4 separate regions of the Mus musculus genome follow, and regions 1, 2 and 3 are each linked to region 4. Evidence: chromatin loops called from intact Hi-C (ENCODE). Cell type or tissue: heart. All regions are shown on one strand. Each heading gives the region's core, and the rest is flanking DNA. Links, peaks and the distances in the headings are about the cores only. Region 1 holds the start of Chpf (chondroitin polymerizing factor). Region 2 holds the start of Obsl1 (obscurin-like 1). Region 3 overlaps Obsl1 (obscurin-like 1). Region 4 overlaps Slc4a3 (solute carrier family 4 (anion exchanger), member 3).

Evidence for each region. A loop is a pair of places that touch in the nucleus more often than their neighbours do. Peaks named below come from ENCODE experiments on the same cell type or tissue, not always from the same donor. Only the 100,000 strongest peaks of a DNase experiment are listed, where the experiment ranks them.
Region 1: it touches region 4 in a loop (6-fold over the local background); 23 of 42 quality-filtered maps call a loop at or near these places.
Region 2: it touches region 4 in a loop (4-fold over the local background); 12 of 42 quality-filtered maps call a loop at or near these places.
Region 3: a loop joins it to region 4, with 2.7 times the contacts of the local background. A loop is called at or near these places in 19 of 42 quality-filtered maps.

The regions. Positions count from the first base shown.
Region 1 is chr1:75,474,946-75,480,447 of GRCm38, reverse strand. Chpf (chondroitin polymerizing factor) reads left to right here and starts at 977. Exons shown (of 4, transcript NM_001001566.3): 1 at 977-1,656; 2 at 2,630-3,203; 3 at 3,709-3,888; 4 at 4,222-5,502. The coding sequence starts at 1,343. The coding sequence ends at 5,478. Tmem198 (transmembrane protein 198) reads right to left here and starts at 916. Exons shown (of 5, transcript NM_177056.4): 1 at 563-916; 2 at 51-255. The coding sequence starts at 216. In heart, for the core only: a CTCF peak has its summit at 2,932; DNase peaks (open chromatin) are centred at 977, 1,777, 2,947 and 4,416; H3K4me3 peaks cover 2,935 bases; H3K27ac peaks cover 1,333 bases; H3K27me3 peaks cover 2,051 bases.
Region 2 is chr1:75,503,604-75,509,105 of GRCm38, reverse strand. It overlaps Obsl1 (obscurin-like 1), which reads left to right and starts at 2,654. Exons shown (of 20, transcript NM_178884.5): 1 at 2,654-3,893; 2 at 5,140-5,409; 3 at 5,488-5,502. The coding sequence starts at 2,882. Inha (inhibin alpha) reads right to left here and starts at 2,029. Exons shown (of 2, transcript NM_010564.5): 1 at 1,588-2,029. The coding sequence starts at 1,858. In heart, for the core only: no CTCF peak of the experiment used is centred there; DNase peaks (open chromatin) are centred at 2,645 and 3,395; H3K4me3 peaks cover 3,750 bases; H3K27ac peaks cover 4,234 bases.
Region 3 is chr1:75,492,361-75,497,862 of GRCm38, reverse strand. Obsl1 (obscurin-like 1) reads left to right here. Exons shown (of 20, transcript NM_178884.5): 8 at 583-855; 9 at 3,806-4,078; 10 at 4,718-4,993; 11 at 5,070-5,357. Among named protein-coding and RNA genes, the nearest start is that of Obsl1, 11 kb to the left of the region's middle. In heart, for the core only: a CTCF peak has its summit at 2,466 (motif pointing right); no DNase peak of the experiment used is centred there; H3K27me3 peaks cover 296 bases.
Region 4 is chr1:75,556,996-75,562,445 of GRCm38, reverse strand. It overlaps Slc4a3 (solute carrier family 4 (anion exchanger), member 3), which reads right to left. Exons shown (of 23, transcript NM_001357150.1): 20 at 5,449-5,450; 21 at 5,004-5,173; 22 at 4,646-4,819; 23 at 3,363-3,633. The coding sequence ends at 3,556. Among named protein-coding and RNA genes, the nearest start is that of Slc4a3, 13 kb to the right of the region's middle. In heart, for the core only: a CTCF peak has its summit at 2,737 (motif pointing right); DNase peaks (open chromatin) are centred at 555, 2,735 and 3,475; H3K4me3 peaks cover 732 bases; H3K27ac peaks cover 2,164 bases.

The DNA.
Region 1 (5,502 bases), core at 265-5,264, 82 kb after region 4:
CTTTAGGGAAACAGTAGAAGGCCACAGGTGAGGAACGAGGGGGATCTCACCAAAGAAGCAGTAGACGACTCCAAACAAACAGCACATGATGCAGACGAGGGCCGGCAGTGCCTGATACCTGCGCTCCAGAGGCTGTTCACAAGGTGCACCCCAGAAGGTGTCATCCGGCTCCGGGGGCAGCAGCTGAAACCGCAGAGTTTCCATAGTACCCGGCATAGCGCCGGGAATGGAAGGGGGTCACCCTCCCAGGACAACCTGACAGGGAGGAAATTGGGGTCAAGAGTCAGTTGTGGGTCTCCACTACAATAACAGTGCGAGTGGGGGAATTCAGCAAGGGCACAGTGGACAAAGGAATGGTTGCCCACATCAGGCAGCTCTAGAAGCATCTCTGGAACGGGGAGCAGAGACAAAGGGAAACAAGTGCCTGGCTAGAGGCGGCTGGGATGGACTTAAAAGAGGGACTAGATGGGGCTAGACGAGGAGAGGGAGGGTGCCGCTGGCAAAAAGAGGCAGCCTGAGCACCATCTGTGGGAGGCTCAATTTGGAATTGTCCAAGATCTACCTGGGCCGGAGGTGACCGGAGCTTCCGAGCAAAGGAGGGTGTGCAGGGGCCGGAGGAGCCGGGGTTGTAGGACACCAGAGGCTCTGACTGACTGGGGTCCGGGCAAAGTCTGCCGTGCGAAGGGGGCTGCTGGGCCGGAGAGACGGGTCTCTGTGCGACGGCGTCGTCGCCCCACCTCCGACACCGGCTGGCACTGCAGCTCCACAGACTCGCGCCCGGCTCGGGGAAGGGAAAGGAGCAGGAGCTCGGGCTGTCCCGGAGCCGCGGCCCCATGCCCTGAGCCCGCTGGCGGCCTTTGGTGCTGATGGACAGCTCCGGCCTCTGCTCCTGACGTCACTCAGGGTGCACCATCCTGGCAGGGGCGGGCTGCTTCTGACGTCATCCGGGACGCACCAACCACGCAGGGGGGAGACAGGGGACTCCGCCCCCGGCGTCTGCCTCTCCGGCGCTGAGGAGGGGGCACTTCCGGGGGTCCTTCCCCTTTAACCTCCTCCCCTTCGTCCCTCTCCGCTAGCTGACGGCTAGACCCCACCTCGGGGGCGGGGCCCTGTCGGTGACACGTCGGACAGCGGCCGCCTTGGAGGCCCGGGCGCGCAGTGCTGCTCTAAGGGCGGCCGACCCGCCCGGGGATTCCGGGCTTGAGCTCCTACCTCTGCTCGGCGGGGAGGGAGCGGGCCCGCCTGCTGGGCCTGGGCCCTCCGGATCCGCCCCCTCTTCGGTCCCGCCCCCTCGGAGCCGCCTCGGGCTACGCGGGGGCCGGGGACCCGCTGTCGGGACGCCATGCGGGCGTCGCTGCTGCTGTCCGTGCTGCGGCCCGCGGGGCCCGTGGCCGTGGGCATCTCTCTGGGCTTCACCCTGAGCCTGCTCAGCGTCACCTGGGTGGAGGAGCCTTGCGGACCCGGGCCGCCCCAACCCGGAGACTCTGAGCTGCCGCCGCGCGGCAACACCAACGCGGCGCGCCGGCCCAACTCGGTGCAGCCCGGATCCGAGCGCGAGAGGCCCGGGGCCGGCGCAGGCACCGGTGAGAGCTGGGAGCCTCGTGTCTTGCCCTACCATCCCGCGCAGCCAGGCCAGGCCACCAAGAAGGCCGTCAGGTACTGATCCACTCCGTCCGCCCTAACACCCCCCCCCCCCCCCCCGCAGGCACCAGCCAGGATGCGCGCGCTAGGGAGGCCGCCAGAGGCCGGGTCAGGCTCCGGAAGGAAGGGGCCGGCCGGCCAGGAAGTCCTTGGGCCTCGATTACTTCCTATGACCCTGCTTGCAGGGAGACAGAGGGCCAGTTTGAAGCTTTTTCTGGATCCCGTCCGGATCTGAGCTGAGCTAAACCGACTCCACCCAATTATACTCCAAAGACCCTCTTAGCCCCCCACTGGTCTGTTTAGGATTAGAAAAATGAGTGTTAAAGAGGATAAGTGTATAAAGAGGGGGAAAGAAAAAGGAGGGAACTGGAATTTACCTGTATTTCATTCCTAGATGGGTTTCAAGGGCCACCTTGGGATGAGATGGGAGAGGGAGGAATGTACTCATCACATTGATGTCTCTGCCCACGCATTGAAGTAATTTCTTCTAAGTAACAGTGAATTCCAGTTGTACAACTTACCTTCTACCTTAGGAAGGTGAGTCACTGCCTTAGTTTGCCCCTCTCCAAAAGACATTCTCTACACCACTATGCCGTATGCTTCTACACATCATTTATAGGACATATTGGGGGGGCGGGGCTGACAGCATATTCATGTTGCAGGGAGCATCTGCAACAGTGTGCCAAGCATGTTACTGTTTAAGTGCAATCTGTCCCATTTTACAGATGGCACCGATTAAGTAACATGTTCAGGGACACAGCCACTAGGTTGTGAAATCTGGAAGTAGATCTAGTGTATCTCTTACCTGCATCTGCCTTGGAAGTGCTGTCTCCTAGATGCAACACTTTCTGTGAGACCAGTATATCACTTAAATCATGTCTCGTGGGAGAGACAGTCTTATCCTCCCGTTCGTGGGTGCCAAACAGGTCCAGAGGAGAACTAACAAGTGAAGCTGTGTGCTATCTTGTTCCTAACTGTCTTTTCCCAGAACTCGGTATATCAGCACGGAGCTGGGCATCAGGCAGAAGCTTCTGGTGGCAGTGCTGACCTCACAAGCCACGTTGCCTACACTGGGTGTGGCTGTAAACCGAACTCTGGGACACCGACTGGAGCATGTAGTGTTCCTGACCGGTGCGAGGGGCCGCCGGACACCTTCAGGCATGGCGGTGGTGGCACTGGGCGAAGAGAGGCCCATCGGACACCTGCACCTGGCGCTGCGCCACCTGCTGGAGCAACACGGCGATGACTTTGACTGGTTTTTCCTAGTGCCTGATGCCACCTATACTGAAGCGCATGGACTGGACCGCCTAGCTGGCCACCTCAGCCTTGCTTCAGCAACCCATCTCTATCTTGGCCGGCCGCAGGACTTCATCGGTGGAGATACTACCCCAGGCCGCTACTGCCACGGGGGCTTTGGAGTCTTGCTCTCTCGCACACTGCTACAGCAACTGCGCCCCCACCTGGAAAGCTGCCGCAACGACATCGTCAGTGCTCGCCCGGATGAGTGGTTGGGCCGCTGCATCCTTGATGCCACAGGCGTGGGCTGTACTGGTGACCACGAGGTAGGAAGATAAGCCTCCCAATTAGTGTCTCCTCTCAGAGCTTGCTTATTTCCCCAGGAGAGGTATGGGGTAATGGAGATAGAGGTTGGGGTTTTCTCTGTTAATCTATCTTTTTTTTTTTTTAAATCCCAGTGGCTCTAGGTAAATTACTAGATCTGAGCTTCAGCAGCCTCGTGCATGCTAATGGAAACAATTATTAGGCAGGGCCGTATAAGGATTAGGGAAAAGTAAGAGATCCTTACACACAATATATATTCAGTGTCAGCTATTTTATTTAGCTCTCTGGACACCTCTGAGGCAGCTTTCACAGATGAGCTCACAGAGACCTGACCAGGCTTGTACAACATCAGCTGGTCAAATAGACTTCAAATCCACAGAACTCTGACTTTCCAAGTCCATAACTGGTTATAGGATTTGAAGATGAGACACCAGCTAAGAGAGGGAGGAAGGTCAGTCAGCTCTGTTGTTGTTCCCATTCTGAATGCTTCCTTTCCTCCCTCCCCAGGGAATGCACTACAACTACCTGGAACTGAGCCCCGGGGAGCCTGTGCAGGAGGGGGACCCTCGTTTCCGCAGCGCCTTGACAGCCCATCCCGTGCGTGACCCTGTGCACATGTACCAGCTGCACAAAGCTTTTGCCCGCGCTGAGCTGGACCGCACGTACCAGGAGATTCAAGAATTGCAGGTACAGGCCTGGGCTTAGGGAGTCAAGGGATTAGGGGGAGCAGGTCCTGAGAGACCCCGGGAATAAAAAGTCAGTGATAGAGTCATAGAGCAAACCCACTGCCAGGGCTTTGACCTTTGTGAAACCTCCAGGAATCCCCCCTTTCAACTTTTAAACTGTCTTAATCTGTGAAGAAACTGCGCGCGCATGCGCGTGCGTGGGGGGGTGGGGGGCTTGGGTTTCCGGTAAGCTGCAGGTCCTCTCTGAGTATCACTGCCTGCCCACAGAGTCTCTAGTTGTATACTGGCTCTGTGACCCCGTACTTTGCTCATGGCCCCTTTTTCCCCTGCCCAGTGGGAGATCCAGAATACCAGCCGACTGGCTGCTGATGGGGAGAGAGCCTCTGCCTGGCCAGTGGGCATCCCAGCACCGTCTCGCCCTGCCTCACGCTTTGAGGTTCTGCGCTGGGACTACTTCACAGAACAATACGCGTTCTCCTGCGCCGATGGCTCTCCCCGCTGCCCGTTGCGTGGGGCCGACCAGGCTGATGTGGCTGACGTCCTGGGGACAGCCTTAGAGGAGCTCAACCGCCGTTACCAGCCAGCGCTGCAGCTCCAGAAGCAACAGCTGGTGAACGGCTACCGGCGTTTTGATCCAGCCCGAGGCATGGAGTACACACTAGACCTGCAGCTGGAAGCGCTGACACCCCAGGGTGGCCGCTGGCCCCTCACCCGCAGGGTGCAGCTCCTTCGGCCCTTGAGCCGAGTGGAGATCTTGCCTGTACCCTATGTCACCGAGGCTTCTCGGCTCACTGTGCTACTGCCGCTGGCTGCAGCGGAACGAGACCTGGCTTCTGGCTTCTTAGAAGCCTTTGCCACTGCAGCCCTGGAACCTGGTGATGCAGCAGCCTTGACCCTGCTGCTGCTGTATGAGCCACGCCAGGCCCAGCGGGCAGCCCACTCAGACGTCTTCGCACCTGTCAAGGCCCACGTGGCAGAGCTAGAGCGGCGTTTCCCTGGTGCCCGGGTGCCCTGGCTCAGTGTGCAGACAGCAGCGCCCTCTCCACTGCGTCTCATGGATCTGCTGTCCAAGAAGCACCCACTAGACACTCTGTTCCTGCTGGCCGGGCCAGACACGGTACTCACACCTGATTTCCTGAACCGCTGCCGCATGCATGCCATCTCTGGCTGGCAGGCCTTCTTCCCCATGCACTTCCAGGCCTTCCACCCTGCTGTGGCTCCACCTCAGGGCCCTGGGCCACCAGAGCTGGGCCGTGACACCGGTCACTTTGATCGCCAGGCTGCCAGTGAGGCATGCTTCTACAACTCCGACTATGTGGCGGCCCGTGGCCGGCTGGTGGCGGCCTCGGAGCAGGAGGAGGAGCTGCTGGAGAGCCTGGATGTGTACGAGTTGTTTCTGCGCTTCTCCAACTTGCACGTGCTGAGAGCAGTAGAGCCAGCCTTGCTGCAGCGCTACCGGGCCCAGCCGTGCAGTGCACGGCTCAGTGAAGACCTTTACCACCGCTGTCGCCAGAGCGTACTTGAGGGCCTTGGCTCCCGCACCCAGCTTGCCATGCTGCTCTTTGAGCAGGAACAGGGGAACAGCACCTAAGCCCCTGCACCTGTCCCTGCTCTT
Region 2 (5,502 bases), core at 374-5,373, 53 kb after region 4:
GTCTACTTCATCCTCAGGTCTATTCATGAAGCTTATTGTGCCCTCCCCAGCCTTGAGCAGGCTGGCTGGCTCAGACCTTCTTTGCCACAGTTGCTAGTTCACCTAGGGTGAAGTCTTCCTACCTAGGTAAAGTTTTGTCTGCCACATCTGTGCACATCTGCAGCTTCCTGCAAGAAGCTACCTGCTGAGCAGCCGAGCTTGTCTTCCTGATGAGAAAGTGGGATCCTGGCACAGTGGGGGATGGATTCCCCCCTCCCTTTAAAGATCAGACATTAGGATATTAAAGTTGAGCCTTGATCAGAGGACTTTATCTTGGCTCATTATTTCTCGCCCCTTCCTCGCCATCCATCCCCAGCTTTCCTTTCAGGAAGCCAGGAACCCGTGGCTGCTGGCGGCTGCAGCTTATGGTAGTGTACATCAGATACCATGGAGTGATTCTCACACCTTGGGTGCATGGGTGTGTTTTGTTGCTTTTGCTCCATCTCAGCATGTCAGAAACTTTAAATGATAAATTTCTTTTTAAAATTATTTTCTTCATTTACATTTCAAATGCTATCCCCAAAGCCCCCTATACTCTCCCCTCGCCCTGAAAAGATAAATTTCTTAAAGGCACCGTGTTTTTGAAAGACAGCTTACAGGGTAGGGAGACAGCTCAGTTGAAGTACTTGTTGTGTCTGCATTAGGACCAGAGTTCAATCCCAGGACCGACATAAAGAACTGGATGCGATCTCACAGGACCGAGGAGACAGACACCCGTCAGGCTAACTAATTAGTGAGGTCCTGGTTCAGTGAGAGACTGACTCAAAAACAATGGTGGAGAGTGACTAAGGAAGATGTTCAGGGTCAACCTCTGACCTCCCCGCATTTCCAGGCATATGCATAAACTAACGAAGACAGAGGAGGAGGAAAAGAGAAAGAATGGAAGGGAAAGGAGAAGAGAGCAGAGGTCAGCCCTTCCCAGGGAAGTGTAGCTGCCATTTCTGGTCCAGTGGACACAGACTATGGGAAATATTATGGGCCAGCTGTAGTCAAGACTGCAATTGGGGCCGTACTAGAACACAGTCCCTCGCGTTACAAATTCTAACAACTGATCCATTCTCAAGACAAGACACTGAGGCGGCTGACAGTCAGCTAGTAAGTGGCAAGACTGGGATTCCACTTGATATGAAATCCATACTTTCGGTACTACTACTACGCTGCCTGGAGATGAAGGCAGGGAAGCGAGGAGACCTCAGAGTGAGCCAGATGGGGCTTGGGGAGAGTAGGGGGCACAAAACGCAGGACAGACCACAGGCAGCAACAGAAGCTGTCTCTACAGAGCCTTAGCTTCCCCTTTTGTATTCCAGGCATGCTAGGCTCACTGGATCAGTCCCGCTTGAGAAGTAGAGGCTACCACCTATCTGATGTTGAGGTAGAGGCTACCACCTGTTTGATGTCGATCAGAGGGGCTTAGGAACTGGCCCCTTGCCGCAAAGCCAGCTGAGTTGTGGGGCTGCCATTCATACCCAGAGCTGCCTGATTCCCAAGCCCATGAAGTAGGTACCGGCTACTCTTCAAAGTTGACCTGCCAATCCCCAACTTCATTACCTGTAGCTGGGAAAAGGATAGCCTGGGAGACATCTTCCTCCTCTGGTTCAGAGGTCCTGTGCATGAAACCCCCAACGGCATGTCTTCGAGGCAGACGCCTTATTCCAGGATCCCCACCTTCCCCATCCATTGCTGGGGGCCCCAAGGCATCTAGGAATAGAGCCTTCACCTTGGCCAGGACGAGCTCCCGGACAAGTTCGGGTCCCTGGCAGCTGTCCACATCCCGTAGGGTCAACAGCAAAAGGAGCAGCAGAGACCGCTGGCTCACCATAGTTCACTTGCCCTGATGACAGGGAACCCACACGCTGCCCTGTGCCCTTTCTGTCTAGGACCTCCCCACTGTCCCCTCCCCATCCCACTGCTGGCCTTCTTCTACCCTTCTCACCCCAGTCTCCCCCAGTCCTTCCCACGCCCCACAGTCCCAGTCGCCCCTGCCCATGGCATTGAGACCTCCTATCTCTGACGCAGATGTCTGTGGCCCTGAGCCTTATCTCCCACTCCCGCCAAGAATGTGGGGGAAGGGGCTGTGATGGGTATTCACCCCAAGTGACCTGACCCATTCAGGCAAGCATACAACCCACTCCTCAAATACACACACACACACACACACACACACACACACACACACACACACACACACATAGAATCTACATCAGGTACCACAGGTGCCTGGGTGCTTAAGGTTGACCAGTCATCAAATCATTTGTCAGAAGGACAGAATGCACCACCCCCCTCAGACTTTCTGGCGCTCTTTTCAATCCTAGCAGCTGCTAGGCCAACGTGGGAGGGTAGACCTAGGGTTGAGGCTCTGGGCCGAGGGCAGGTGGTCCCGCCTGCTCTATACTTAGCCTGGAGGAGCCAGTCTGAGCTCTTGTCCTCCAGCTGTGTCATCAGAGAATATTTTTGGGATTGGCAGCTGCAGGCGACAAAGTCACTCAAGCCCAAGCCAGGCCCGCAGTTGGAGACCTGGAGGCCGGAGGTGGGAGGGAGGGAGGAGAAAGAGGCCCAGGCTGTGGGAGGGGGCTGGAAAGAGAGACTCCCAAGAGCAGGAAGCCCGGCCGCGGGCAGTCTAGGCTGTAGGGCCCCTCGCTGAGCAGGCAAACAGGAAGGACAGCCCCCTGAGCTCTGGGCTCCCGGCCCGGGAATTGCCGCGTAGCAGGGCTGCGGCCAGGGTCCAGGGTAAAGAGGCGAGCGGTCACAGGAGTCCCACCGGTCCCGGCGCCCGCTCCGCCACGCCCTGGTCTCGGCTCCCGGCCTTCCCGCGCGCCCAGGCGAGCCATCTGCAGCGGCCGCAATGAAGGCCGGATCAGGGGATCAGGGGAGCCCCCCGTGTTTCCTACGCTTCCCGCGGCCCGTGCGGGTGGTAAGTGGAGCGGAGGCCGAGCTCAAATGCGTGGTCCTGGGAGAGCCGCCGCCCACTGTCGTGTGGGAGAAAGGCGGGCAGCAGCTGGTGGCCTCCGAGCGCCTAAGCTTTCCGGAGGACGGCGCCGAGCACGGCCTGCTGCTGAGCGGCGCGCTGCCCACCGACGCCGGGGTCTACGTGTGCCGCGCCCGCAACGCGGCCGGAGAGGCCTACGCGGCGGCCGCCGTCACCGTGCTGGAACCCCCGGCCCCCGAGCCGGAGCCCGAGTCCTCCGAGTGTCCGCTGCCAACACCGGGCACCGGGGAGGGCGCCCCGAAGTTCCTGACGGGGCCCCAGTCCCAGTGGGTGCTGCGAGGGGAGGAGGTGGTGCTGACGTGCCAGGTGGGAGGCCTTCCGGAGCCCAAGCTGTACTGGGAGAAGGATGGGATGGCCTTGGACGAAGTATGGGACAGCAGCCACTTCAAGCTGGAGCCCGGCCGCGGCGCGAGTGACGAGGGCGCGAGCCTGACGTTGCGCATCCTGGCGGCACGGCTGCCCGATTCCGGGGTGTACGTGTGTCACGCCCGCAACGCGCACGGCCACGCGCAGGCGGGCGCGCTGCTCCAGGTGCACCAGCCCCGCGAGAGCCCGCCCCAGGATCCCGATGAGAACCCCAAACCCGTGTTGGAGCCGCTCAAAGGCGCGCCCAAGACCTTCTGGGTGAACGAGGGCAAGCACGCCAAATTCCGCTGCTACGTGATGGGCAAACCTGAGCCCGAGATCGAATGGCACTTGGAGGGCCGCCCTCTGCTCCCCGATCGCCGCCGCCTCATGTACCGCGACCGCGACGGCGGCTTTGTACTTAAGGTGCTCTACTGCCAGGCCAAGGACCGTGGGCTCTACGTGTGCGCGGCGCGCAACTCGGCGGGCCAGACCCTAAGCGCGGTCCAGCTGCACGTGAAAGGTAGAGCACCGTGCTTCCAGTGCCCCCAGAGGTCCTTCTTGCTCATGTCCACCCCCATGTCCGGAGGAATATTGAATTCCAGTACACTGATGAATTTCTTAGCCAGCTACCCAGGTGGTAAAAACCACTAAGCCAAGGAATAGACTGTGTAAATCTTAACAATCCTAGAACATTCTTATCCTTTATTCTTTCTTTTAGGCCTTCTTTCCCAACTGGATTCCCATTGGTAGCAATATCTGTAAAATAATAGGAGCATGTTGTGGGAGTAAATAACTAGGGCTAAATTTATAATATGCTAATCGGTGAGAAAAAGGGGGCTGCTGTATTGAAAACACACATTTGGAGTGGAGGCTGTGTTCACAGCTTCGGGGGCCCGGAATCTGTTAGGAAGGCTGGTGCAAACCTCCCAGCAGCCACTGCTCATTCACAGGAGAGGTGGATGTGTCAGAGGAAAAACACCAGCCAGTCTGGATTCTTTTAAGTTTCAAAGAAGATGAAAGCAAAAGAGATGGGGGGGAGAGGTGACCTTACACGTTTTCAGTACCCATGAACAGAAAATCCAGAGAAAACAAGGCACTCTCGAGTCACATTGGAAGCTAAGGCTCCCCTTAATAGGACTTGACCACCACGATTTGAGGGGTTACATTTTCACTGGTGATTGCCCAACTTGTTCCTTCAAGGAAAACATGCTTGGGAAGTTCCCTTGAGTCCTGCCTGACACTTAACCAAGTGTGTGGTATCCGAGCTGTGACAGTGTCCTCACTGCGTCCTGCTCAGACTTGCCAGGCCAGTGAGAAACTGCAATGTCCTCAAGAAAGTAAAGAAACTTCTCCCAGTGGGGCCAAACCTTGTTTTCCTCAGCAAGTTAACTCTCTGGTGGTTTCCAAGTTCCGAAATATGGTTTTGAAATGCTTAGAATGCTATATTAAAATGAAATTCAATGCAGATCCTTGAAGAATTGGGAGATGCTGTGTAGTGTTAGGGACGGTTTGAAAACCACTGATCTGGTTGAATGTTTGCCGCCTCCCCTCCCCCATTTAACACATGAGCAGATTGAGACCCAGAAATGTTATAAGACGTGTCCAAGGTGATATCGGGGTCAGGCTGGGAATTAGGCCAACTAACTTAGCTGGGAATTCGGCCGCCATTCCTAGCCTGCTAGGAAGAGCAAGTATGTGTTATCCTCCTCAGCTAGTCTCTCGCTCCTGCTCCTGCTCCTGAGCCTTCTCTCCTTCTCTTTCTACAGAACCCCGCCTACGGTTCACCCGGCCCCTGCAGGATGTGGAGGGTCGGGAACACGGGATTGTGGTGCTGGAGTGTAAAGTACCTAACTCTCGAATTCCCACCGCCTGGTTCCGGGAGGACCAACGGCTGTTACCCTGCCGCAAGTACGAGCAGATCGAGGAGGGCGCTGTGAGACGCCTCGTCATCCACAAGCTGAAGGCCGATGATGATGGCGTCTATCTGTGCGAGATGCGGGGCCGAGTGCGCACTGTGGCCAATGTGACGGTCAAAGGTCAGCTGGCCAGTGGGAGGAGGCTGAGACCTGGTGGTGTCTCGTGCCTGGGCTGACGGATTCCCATCCACGTCTCAGGACCCATCCTGAAGC
Region 3 (5,502 bases), core at 315-5,314, 64 kb after region 4:
GAGGTCAAAAAGTCTCAGAGTCCTATACAGGACCCCAGTTCATCTGAGACCCAGCCCTCTTCTCCCATGATATATATTTTTTTAATTTATTTATTTTATGTATGTGAGTACACTGTAGCTGTCTTCAGACATGTCAGACGAGGGCATTGGATCCCATTACAGATGTTTGTGAGCCACCATGTGGTTGGTGGGAATTGAACTTGGGACCTCTGGAAGATCAGTCAGTGCTCTTAACCACTGAGCCATCTCTCCATCCCCCCTATGTTTCATTTCTCATTTTGTCCTTGTCCCACCCTAGAGACCATAAACTGTTTCTACAGTTAACATTGATTCCTTACTCCCCACTACGCAGCTTCCATACAAAGCTTGGTGTACTTTGGAGATTACGGTCGGATCTCTGTGGCCGTGATGGCTGCTCCCAGGGGCTTGTGTGGTGCTAGCTGTGAGGGACTGCCTAGAGAATGACCTCTTCAACCCGTGGCTGACTTAGAAAGCATAGGACATAGGCCTGGATTAGGAAGGATGGCAGGACACTCCAGTCCCATCCCCTCTTGCCTAGGATCTGATGTCTCTGTCCTTCAGATGTCTTCTCGTGGATCGTCTACCCCAGTAGCGAAGTGCATGTGGCAGCCGTACGCCTAGAGCGTGTGGTGCTGACCTGTGAGCTGTGCCGACCCTGGGCTGAGGTGCGCTGGACCAAAGATGGGGAGGAGGTAGTGGAGAGCCCAGCACTGCTCCTGGAGAAGGAAGACACCATCCGCCGCCTGGTGCTGCCCTCTGTCCAGCTTGAGGATTCTGGCGAGTACCTGTGTGAAATCCATGATGAGTCGGCTTCCTTCACCATCACCGTCACAGGTGTGGGCCTATCCCAGCCCCCAGAGTCACCAGAGGACAACCCTGAGCCTCAGGAATGTTGAGTGAATATTTCTCCACATGCAAGCTTGTTGTGTCTGGGAGGGAGAGTGTGGGTTGAGGGTGCATGCACCAGGGTCCCTGCTGGAAAGAGCCTGGAATCCCAATCAGAAACAGCAAGCCCTTCTCTGGTGTCAACAAGGCCAGGTCTAGCTGTGGTCCACCAGCTCACTGACTGAATGCCATCCAGGCTGGGTGCCTGGCTGGTGGTCAGTTAGCTGCCAGACTAGCTGGGAAGGCAGTTGCTATCCAGGGGTCACAAATGGGGAGACCCCCTTGGACTCTGACTCTATGCAGCCCACAGATGTGTTTTGTTTGGCCTGCAGAGTCATACCAAAGTCAGGACAGTCCAAATAACAACCCGGAGTTTTACGTCCTCTTGAAAAAGCCGAAGACCCGGCGGTTCTGGTCTCATTTCCCCCCATGGCGACGAACGGCTGGCACTGAGTAGCAGCTGCCCCATAGTATGGGGCCCCCATTTCTCTGTCCCACCCTCCCTGCCATTTCTCCTGCCTCTCCCCAGACTCCCTGAGCCATTAACTTAACCTATCTGGCCCTCACATTTGCAACCCCTGTGTTAAACCAATAAACGCACCAATAAACATTCCAAGAAACCTCATGGTAAATAAGTTCAATTAGGGTCCAGGGCTCCACAGAACAGCCAGGCAGGGAGGGCCTGGGCGGAGGTCTCACAGGGTCACTGTAGTATGGGCTGGGCTCCATGCATTCGACAGCATATGAACACACATGTATTTCCTCCTCAAAGAACACAGCCTAGTAAGAAAGCCAGACACATGTCAGGGCATAGGCTGTCAAGGACAGCATAGGAAACCCTGGGCTCGTGGCTGCTAACCTGGTCAGGGTAATGAGGATGTTTACCTACTTGTAATGGAGTTAGGCTGAGTTAAGGGGTGGGCTGAGAATAGTCCGGGTACCGGGGAGTCAAGGACAGCTAGAAATATGGTGGTGATTTGTGCCGGCCACCTCAGGACTACAGCCCACGGCACCATTCCCAGGGTGCATGGTCGTAGGGGCATTTAGTCAGTTCTGGACATCACAGAAGAACCCCAGTGGCAGCACAAGGACAACTACCCTATCTTCACGGTCCTGTTGCCTTCTTCCCTGACTTGCCCCAGGAGCCATGCCCAGGCAGAGCTGCTTAGGGAATTCCACTCACTATACCCCAGATGGAGCCCACAACTGCAACAAGGCTGTGGACACAATCTATTTTACAGCTAGAGACCTTCATTCTCTCAGTCCCAGCCCTGGCCAGACACAACAGCCACAACCACAAAGCACCCTACGCCTCACAGTAAAGTTCACACAAATGCCACCTCACCTCCAGGCCAGAGTGGATCAAGTCCCACACCAAACGGCCCAGCTCACTGCCCCAACATCTTCCACCGCCATCCCATATAGAAGAAGCTGCCTTCTGTAATCTCCTGGCCTTATCATGACTAGATCATACATTTTGAGAAAAGAATGCCCTGTGTCCTGTGGCTGGGTCTGGTGGAGAACTGAAAAATCCTAGACAGGGAAGCCCACAGTTCCCTAGCCAGGCCACAAGGGGGCCAGGTGTACTCTAGTCTTCTGGAAACTTAATTCGTTGGAGAACAAGACAGCGCGTGGTATTACGGGCAAGCTTGGGCTTGCTGACGGTCTACTAATATTGACTTAGCTCCTTTTCTGTGGAAGAATGGCCTGTGCTTGAGGTTGAGCTCACTGAAACAGTGTAGCATCCCTGGGATACTTTTAGACAGGTATTAACTCTGGTATACAAGAAGTATTCCCTAGTTGCTGCACGTGGGTGGCCTGGATTCGCCCCAGTGCCTGCAGCAGGAGAGCCTTTTAGAACAGAATGCTTCTTCCTTCTGCCCAGGAGCTAATAGCTGTCTGGGACCTTAAGGGCAATTCATTGCTTAATCATTGCATGCCTCAATTCTTTCATCTGGAAACCGGAGACAGCACAGTGCTCTCCTCCAGACATCAGCGTGAGGCTAAAGGCTCAAAGTGTTCGGCACAGTAACTGGAGAGTTAGGAGGTGTTCGTTGTTTACAGATCCTGATCCCACTCCTGCACAATTTGTAAAGCCCCCAAACCCTCAAAACCAAATGCTAAAAGTTTAGCAGTTGTCTGGTATGATGGTGTATACCTTTAATCCCGGCACTCAGGAGACAGAGGCAGGTGATTCTCTGTGATTTCTAGGCCGTCCTGGTCTGCATAGTAAGTTTGAGACCAGCCAGGGCTATGTAGTGAGATCAGAGGTTTGACAGTCAAATTTATTACATTAAAACTGAATTTAACTGATGCATTCTCTTTTTAAAAAAGATTTATTTATTATTATATCTAAGTACACTGTAGCTGACTTCAGACACACCAGAAGAGGGCATCAGATCTCATTACGGATGGTTGTGAGCCACCGTGTGTTTGCTGGGATTTGAACTCAGGACTTCCAGAAGAGCAGTCAGTGCTCTTAACTGCTGAGCCATCATCTCCAGCCCCTAACTGATACATTCTTAATTATTCTTTAATTATCTGGTAGGGCTAGTCTATATCTGCATCTTTGTTAGATTTGACTGTGTCTTCTAGTATATCTTGCCAAGGGTAAATATATATTAGACAGCAAAATGTTAATGGGAATCATTTTAAGGGGCAGAGGCAGGACCTGAAGGGTAGCTAGCTACCAAATGAGAAATGCATCCTTTTAAAGTCCAGAAGATACTGGATTCTGTAAGTGTCTAGTCTTGGGGATTTGAAGGACAGGTCAGGGACCTATTGTTACTTATTACTGTGCTACTCGGAACTCAGGACTGTTATTAGCACATGGGCAGCGGGGCTCACGTGCTGCCAGGCATTGCTAGTTAGTGACAGTTGTGCTTGCCCTGCTCTGCAGAGCCCCCTGTGCGGATCATATACCCCCAGGACGAGGTGACCTTACACGCCGTGAGTTTGGAATGTGTGGTGCTCACCTGTGAGCTGTCTAGAGAGGATGCTCCTGTACGCTGGTACAAGGATGGGTTAGAGGTGGAGGAGAGTGAAGCCCTGGTGCTCCAGAGCGATGGGCCTCGTCGCCGTCTGGTGTTGCCTGCTGCCCAGCCAGAGGACGGGGGCGAGTTTGTGTGTGATGCTGGGGATGATTCAGCCTTCTTCACTGTCACTGTCACAGGTGGGTAGTTTCTGTGGACACTTTTCCAGGGAAGTGAAGAGACAGGGTTCTATGGGACAGACATCCACTATCCCTTCCCCCACTGTTTGCCTTCCCCCAGGCCTCTGTTTCCCAGACTCCTCAGTCTTAGCCATCAAAGAACTCAATTCAAGCTGGGACAGTGTCCTCGGGCTCGGGGAGAGGAAGCCTAGCAGTTAGGATCGATCATTCATTCATTCATTCATTCATTCATTCAACAAATGCTTATCAAACAACTAGCATATGCCTTGCACCATATGCTAGGGGTACAGAGTGAACCAGTGAGCTGCAAGTTTCACTATTCATGACGCTCACATTGGGAGGTGGTAGTCAGGCCAAAAAAAAAAAAAAAAAAAAAAAGGCAAAATAACTGGTTTATCAAGGAGCAATAGGTTATGCATCTCAGAGGCAAAGCATAGAATGGAAGGAATGGGGATGGACCTAATGAGAGGTGAATGGGGTTTGAGTATGAGTCTGACTTGGTTCTTTTATCTGTATGATCTTGGGCAAGTCCTTTTCTTCATAGGAGCCCCCAGGTCCTTACACTATAAAGTGTATTGGAGAGGCAGGGAGAGACCATCTGTCAAAACCATGTTCCCTCTTTCTCTGTCCACCCACCAGCTCCACCAGAAAGGATTGTGCACCCAGCGGCCCGATCCCTGGATTTGCAGTTTGGGGCTCCAGGACACGTGGAGCTACGCTGCGAAGTGGCCCCGGCTGGGTCTCAGGTGCGCTGGTACAAGGATGGCCTAGAGGTAGAGGTGTCAGATGCGCTGCAGCTGGGTGCTGAGGGGCCTGCCCGCACTCTCACCCTGCCCCACGCCCAGCCTGAGGATGCCGGGGAGTATGTATGTGAGACCCGAGATGAGGCTGTCACCTTCAACGTCAGCCTGGCTGGTGGGTGTGCCGGTCCAGCCTTGGGTGGGGAGGCAGGGGCTGGCTTGGGCTTACAACTCCCTTTTTCTTTGTGCAGAGCTTCCGGTGCAGTTTCTGGCTCCAGAGGCAGCCCCAAATCCGCTCTGCGTGGTTCCTGGGGAGCCCGTGGTGCTGAGCTGTGAGCTGTCCCGAGCAAGCGCACAAGTGTTCTGGAGCCACAATGGGAGCCCGGTGCAGCAGGGTGAAGGACTAGAGCTGCGAGCTGAGGGTCCTCGCAGAATCCTCTGCATCCAGGCAGCAGACCTCGCTCACACAGGTGTCTACACTTGCCAATCTGGGGCATCCCCAGGGGCCCCAAGCCTCAGCTTCAATGTCCAGGTGGCTGGTGAGTACAACCTGGGCAGAAAGCCTTACTAGTCCCCCCTCCCCCCCATCCAGGGCTCCCCCACTTTCCTAAGACATAACATCTTTCCCTTGCCCTGTTCCCCCAGCTTGTCTCCCCACCCTTCTCACTGCCCTCCCAGTGACCC
Region 4 (5,450 bases), core at 451-5,450:
GACCCTGGATATGGACGAGCTCTGGGCAACACTTTCCCATCACCTACAAACACTGTGATTCATCTGCCACCCAGAGACCATCCCAGTGACTGTCTGCTTAGTTAGCACTTGATAAAGCATCGTTCAATATTAAGAAACAGTTCCTAGAAAATTGAAAATAATCCCAGCAGCCTGCTCAAACAGTCAATCTTCCTCACAGAACATAAATCCTATGAATATTGGAGCCTGTGCTTTTTTTCCCCCCACAATGGATGAGACATGCAATGGATCAAATTCAAATGATTGAATAATTTATCTGGAAACCAAATTCCTCACTCTGCATTTTCTAATTTGCCACCTTGGATTCAGGCCACTGGTGGGCACTGCCAGAACCTGTTTTTGCTGGTTATCAGCAATGGCTTCATTGAGAGCTGAGCAGCAGGCTGTGTTTAGTACCAGTGCCCTTGAGTTTAGCTTTGTCTCCCCCGTTGCTGCTTAGAATTCCCTTTGAGAGCTCCAAGTGTCAACAGCCATGGTGATCATTTGAGTCAGCTGATATGATACAAGAAGAGATGTCACCTGGCCTGCCAAATGGTACACATCATTGCCAGCTTCTGTACCCTAAAGGAGGTGTGTAGGGCAATATGAGCAGATGGTCCACTGCTCCGACAGTCAGAGGCTGTCACAGGATCCTCAGCTGTCTAAGTGAGCTGAATCCTCAGCAGGAGGGCAGGGACAGCCACCTTCTTTATACAAAGAAAACGTGTTAGAACTCTAGATTGGAAATGGGCTTGAACTTGTCCAAGGATAATGAAAACCCTGGGCACTTGGCCAAGGTGTGACTCTTGCCCATAATCTGACTCTGAAAGTTACAAAAGAAAAGAGTATAGATTGTTACCCCCAACCCTGACCCCAACACTTCACACATGCTTACTCCCTAAGCCTTTTCCAAGGAAGCTGGGCTGGGTGTTTAATAGACCACGACCTTTACCTCCTTCCTCAACTCCTGTTGGAAGAATCCCTTCCTTTAGGAGACACAAACAAAGTCTACCCCCACCTTACAAGGTCCCAACAACAAACTGAAGTAGGATCCCACAAAGTTCACTCTGGGGAACCCGCCTGAGTTTATTGGTCACAGGGTACAAGCTGGCAAGGAACCCAGCATGGAGGATGGCTTTCCCATACATAGGCAAATAAACAAAGCACCCTTCTGTTAGCCTTTCCCAGCAGACATACTCTCCCTGCTAGAGACCTAGCATCTCCCAATACCTTGAGGTTGGGCCCCCTGAACACACTAAGCACAATCAAGGCAGAACTGCACACAGATGGCTTTGAGAAGAGGTTACAGTCTCTAATGACCTTGCCCAAACGCTGTTCTGAGGAAAGGTCAACGGCCCACAGGCCTCTCCTGTTGGTTTCTTGCAAGCAGGTACAACTCATCTGATCATGGCAGCTGGTTTTTTTTTGGGGGGGGCATACTCCAGAACACCTGCCTTATAATACCCATTCCCCCTCAAGCTATGCCATAGGAACAGAACACCTCTCTACTGATGTCCCGCTATGCTTTTTTTTTTTTTTTTTTTTTAATGTTCTCAAAGGTCCCAGGCCCTTGAGAGGATATGGCGCCAAAGGCTCAGTCAAGGAATGGTCAGTTGAAACATGGGACTTTGGGATAAATTCCAAATGTCCTCTAATGACATTCAGTCTAGTCACCCAGGCCCAAGCCTGGATGTATGTCATGGTCTCGACATCCTGTCTCTTACAGAATCATCCTAGTCTCCACTCCGCTCCCTAGCAGCACCCTTCCTGGTGACATTTAGAGCTGTGGAAAAAGCCCTGCCCAGGGCCCCACCCCAGAATTGCATCTTCTGCGAGGTTCCTCCTAAACTTCAGCCCATCCCCTATAGCTCCAGTATCCTCGTGTTATCCATTTCATATTGGTTGTTATGGCAACCCGACTCAACTTTCATATTGTTCTCACCTTTTGTTCTGAGGCCAGAGAGTCTCCTCACTTCACTGGATATCACCTGCTACTAACCCCGACTAAGATCTCCACGTGGATCCTCTTCTCACTTGCAGGAGAGGGCTCCTGGGAAAAGCAGGCTCCTTCATGGAGTTGTAAAGGAATCCCCACAACAGAAGAGCAAGCCAGCAGCCAATACCCAGAAAGGATTCCAGGCTCTCCCAGAAGCCTGTCGGCCAAGCCTAACTGTGATAAGGTCGGACCCTCTGTGAGACCTGCTCCACGCCTGCCTGTGATCTAGGCTTTACATCTGACCTTTGTTTTGATCCCTGGCAGAGTAATTTTACATTCAACCTTGGCATGGCCCATCTACCAAGTCTTTTGTGTTCAAATAGGCTAGACGAGCCAGTCAAAGGCATGACAGCATCAGAGAGCAAAGATGGGTGGGCAGCTGGGATGAAATGCTTAAAACGTGATGATAGCCCGGTTACTGTTGTCTCGGTTCTGCTCTGACTTAGGAAAACAGCAAACATCTCTGTGTCCCCTGCCTGCCCCAGGCGCCAGCTGTAGGCCTGAACCATGGCAGAAAAGGAGAGGTCAAATCGGATAAAGATAGGAATGCAGAACCAGCTCCAGAGGGAAAGGATTATGTGATGCCAAGGCATCATTAACCCTGGATGCTTGGTGCCGCAGACCTCCATGAACCTCCCAGAATCCTTTGGAACCCGCTTAAATGAAACCTGGGATTAAATCGGATCCGCCAGGTGGCAGCCTTCCCCTTGCTCTGCCGACAGAGCCTACAGTGCGCAAAAACCACCACCAGAGGGCTACACACGGCCGGCAGGCTCCAGACAGCTGGTTACCTAGCAACTGTGACGCAACGGGTCCTGTTTCCACCCCCCTCAAGGCCTCCTAGGTTATTTCTGGCAAAACAGACTGTTGCACAAGGAGTGGCTTCAGGAATCCTAGAACCCTTCCCACTTAAGCCAGAAGGATCTAAAATGGTCCAGCGGGCCCCCAACCCCGCGCCATCCTGGCGTCTAAGGGGCTGAGCCGCTACCTCTGCTTCCCAGATGCATTTCCCGTGCAGCTTTGTAGCCCCACAGGACTGAAGTCACCCTGATTTCCCTGGTGGCTAAAGGGAAGCAGTGCCTCCTTATCCCCTCCAGGGCTAGATTAATGGGCATGTGACCCTCAGTAGACCTTGAACTTTCTGTTCTTCTGCTATACTGAAGGGAGCTAAAGAAGGGAACAGCAAAACCCAGCTTGGATTTTCAGTAGTCTTGAATCTACCCCTCCCCTCAAGCCCTCTCTGTCCCCTGCTTCAAATCTCTTCCAGTTTGGATGGCCCTGGTAACACTTCAGGTAGGTAAATGTGGCCTGACAAGCCACAAGCGGCACCAAGAAAATGAGGCAGACACAAGACACGGAGTGTGTTGTAATGACTTCAAAGCCGGTGCCGTCTGGGCTGTGAAAGTCAAGGGGCCACTGGCCTGGCATGGGCAGTGACTCCAGGCACATCCCTGGGTCTGAGGAATGCCTGGCCCTGGTGCTGGGTTCCTAGGGTCTGTGAATCGCCAAGGTGGGGTCTCGGAGGGGCACCATCCTGCAGGTCACACAGGCATGTGCAGCTCGTTGTACTCGTCCTGACCATCCTCGTCAAAGTTCGGCTCCGCATCTTCAGAGTCCAGCTGCAGAAGAGAGCACGGGGTTGGGAAAGGCAGGGGGACAGACAAACGTTTCTCCTGTTCCTTACATCCTCTTCTCAACACCTATTCTCTCTCCAGGACCCCAGCTTGAAGTACTTCCCTGCCTCAAACCTTCATTTCCAAATCACCCAGAATGCCCAAATGGACTAGTACAATACCAACAGTGACACAGGATGCGTATGCTTAGGATCCTGGGATCCTGGCGCCTCTGTGCCCCATATCTGAGCTGAAAGAATTGCAAAATTCGGACTGTGAGGTGACTCAGCAGATAAAGGTGCTTGCCACCAAACTTGATGGCCCAGCTTCAATTCCCAGGACCCACGTGGCAGAGAGAGAACCTCAGCACATACACATAAACTACATTTTAAAAAGCCAGGTGTGGTAGTGCACGCCTTTGATCCCAGCAGAAGGCAAAGGCAGGTGGAGCTCTGTGAGCTTGAAGCCAGCCTGGTCTACAGACCGAGTTCCAGGTCAGCCAGGCAGGGCTACACAGAAAAACCCTGTCTTGGAAAACAAAAACAAGCAAAAATGCTGAAGAAGGAAGAGGAGGAGGAGAAGGAAGAGAGAGAGAGAGAGAGAGAGAGAGAGAGAGAGAGAGAGAGAGAGAGAGAGGAAACATGAAAAAATTTAAGAAGAGCAAAAAGATGTCCTTTGCTATAGCTGACAGAAACAGGGCCCAAGACTGATGTCTGTGCTATCCCATCCATACGCAGCCTGCAGCCAGGTACTTTGTTTAAGCACAACTGTCCACAGCAGGCCTGTCTTGTTCTTAAAGCCTCATATCAGCAGCTTTACCTGGATTCGTAGTTAACTCTCCCACCAGCTCTTCGGTAGACACAACAAGCCCACTAGACCAGTGAAAACAGCACTTCCGAGCATGCAGTAACTTTCCCCAGTTCACAAACCAGCAGGAAGCCAGGTATCTAAATCAGTGCCCACCCCAACCGCCTTAATCTTCCCAACCCCCCAGCCACCCCAAGCCGTCAGCCCTTACCGCCTGCAGCTCCCTGTCCTGGAAGAGCCGGGGCAAAAGGCAACGCCTCAGAGGCACCGTGAGCAAGAGCAGGAAAGGAAAGGCCAGCGAGGCCGCCGTTGACTTGACCACCCAGAGAAGTGCAATGCAGCCCAGCTGGATGCAGGTGAACAGGTGCATCCGCCATGTCTTCACCTGGGGTACAGGCTTAGTCTCATTACACCATGGCCATTCAGGCCCCACCCACTCCTTGGGGAACATGGCTCTCTGGGTCCCAGTTATCTTTATCTTCCTTCTGCTCATCCCTAGCCAAGGAGTCCCTCCAGACCCACTCCCATCAACTCAACCATGTCCCCAACTCCATGCATCTGGGCCTGACCTTGGTCACGTAGGGCTGCTCAGGATGGTGCTTTGCTGGCATGAAAATGAGCAGCAGACGTTGGGACAATTGGATACCAGACAGTGATGTGACGCCCATGTACAGGAAAATCCCGAAGAGTACAGCCAATGGGATCCGGCGCAACACAGCTCCCATGACGATAGACAGGCCTGGGGGAGGTAACACAGATCTGCCTACCCCTGGCCCCTGCCCTGCCCAGACAAAGGGCCTGGTAAGGGATTTGCTTATCTGAGCAATCTGGGCCTTCTTGACAGAGGTGGATCAGGACAAAGGGGAAGCAGGGAAGAGTTCCCAGTGTGAGGAGACTGGCTGGAGACCTAGGGGGTGGGCTAAGCATACTGCACCTGCAGATTCAGGAGGGTCAAGCCCAGCTCAAGCCACTGGGCCCAAGAAAGCAAATCTATGGGGAGATTCCAGTGCTCACCC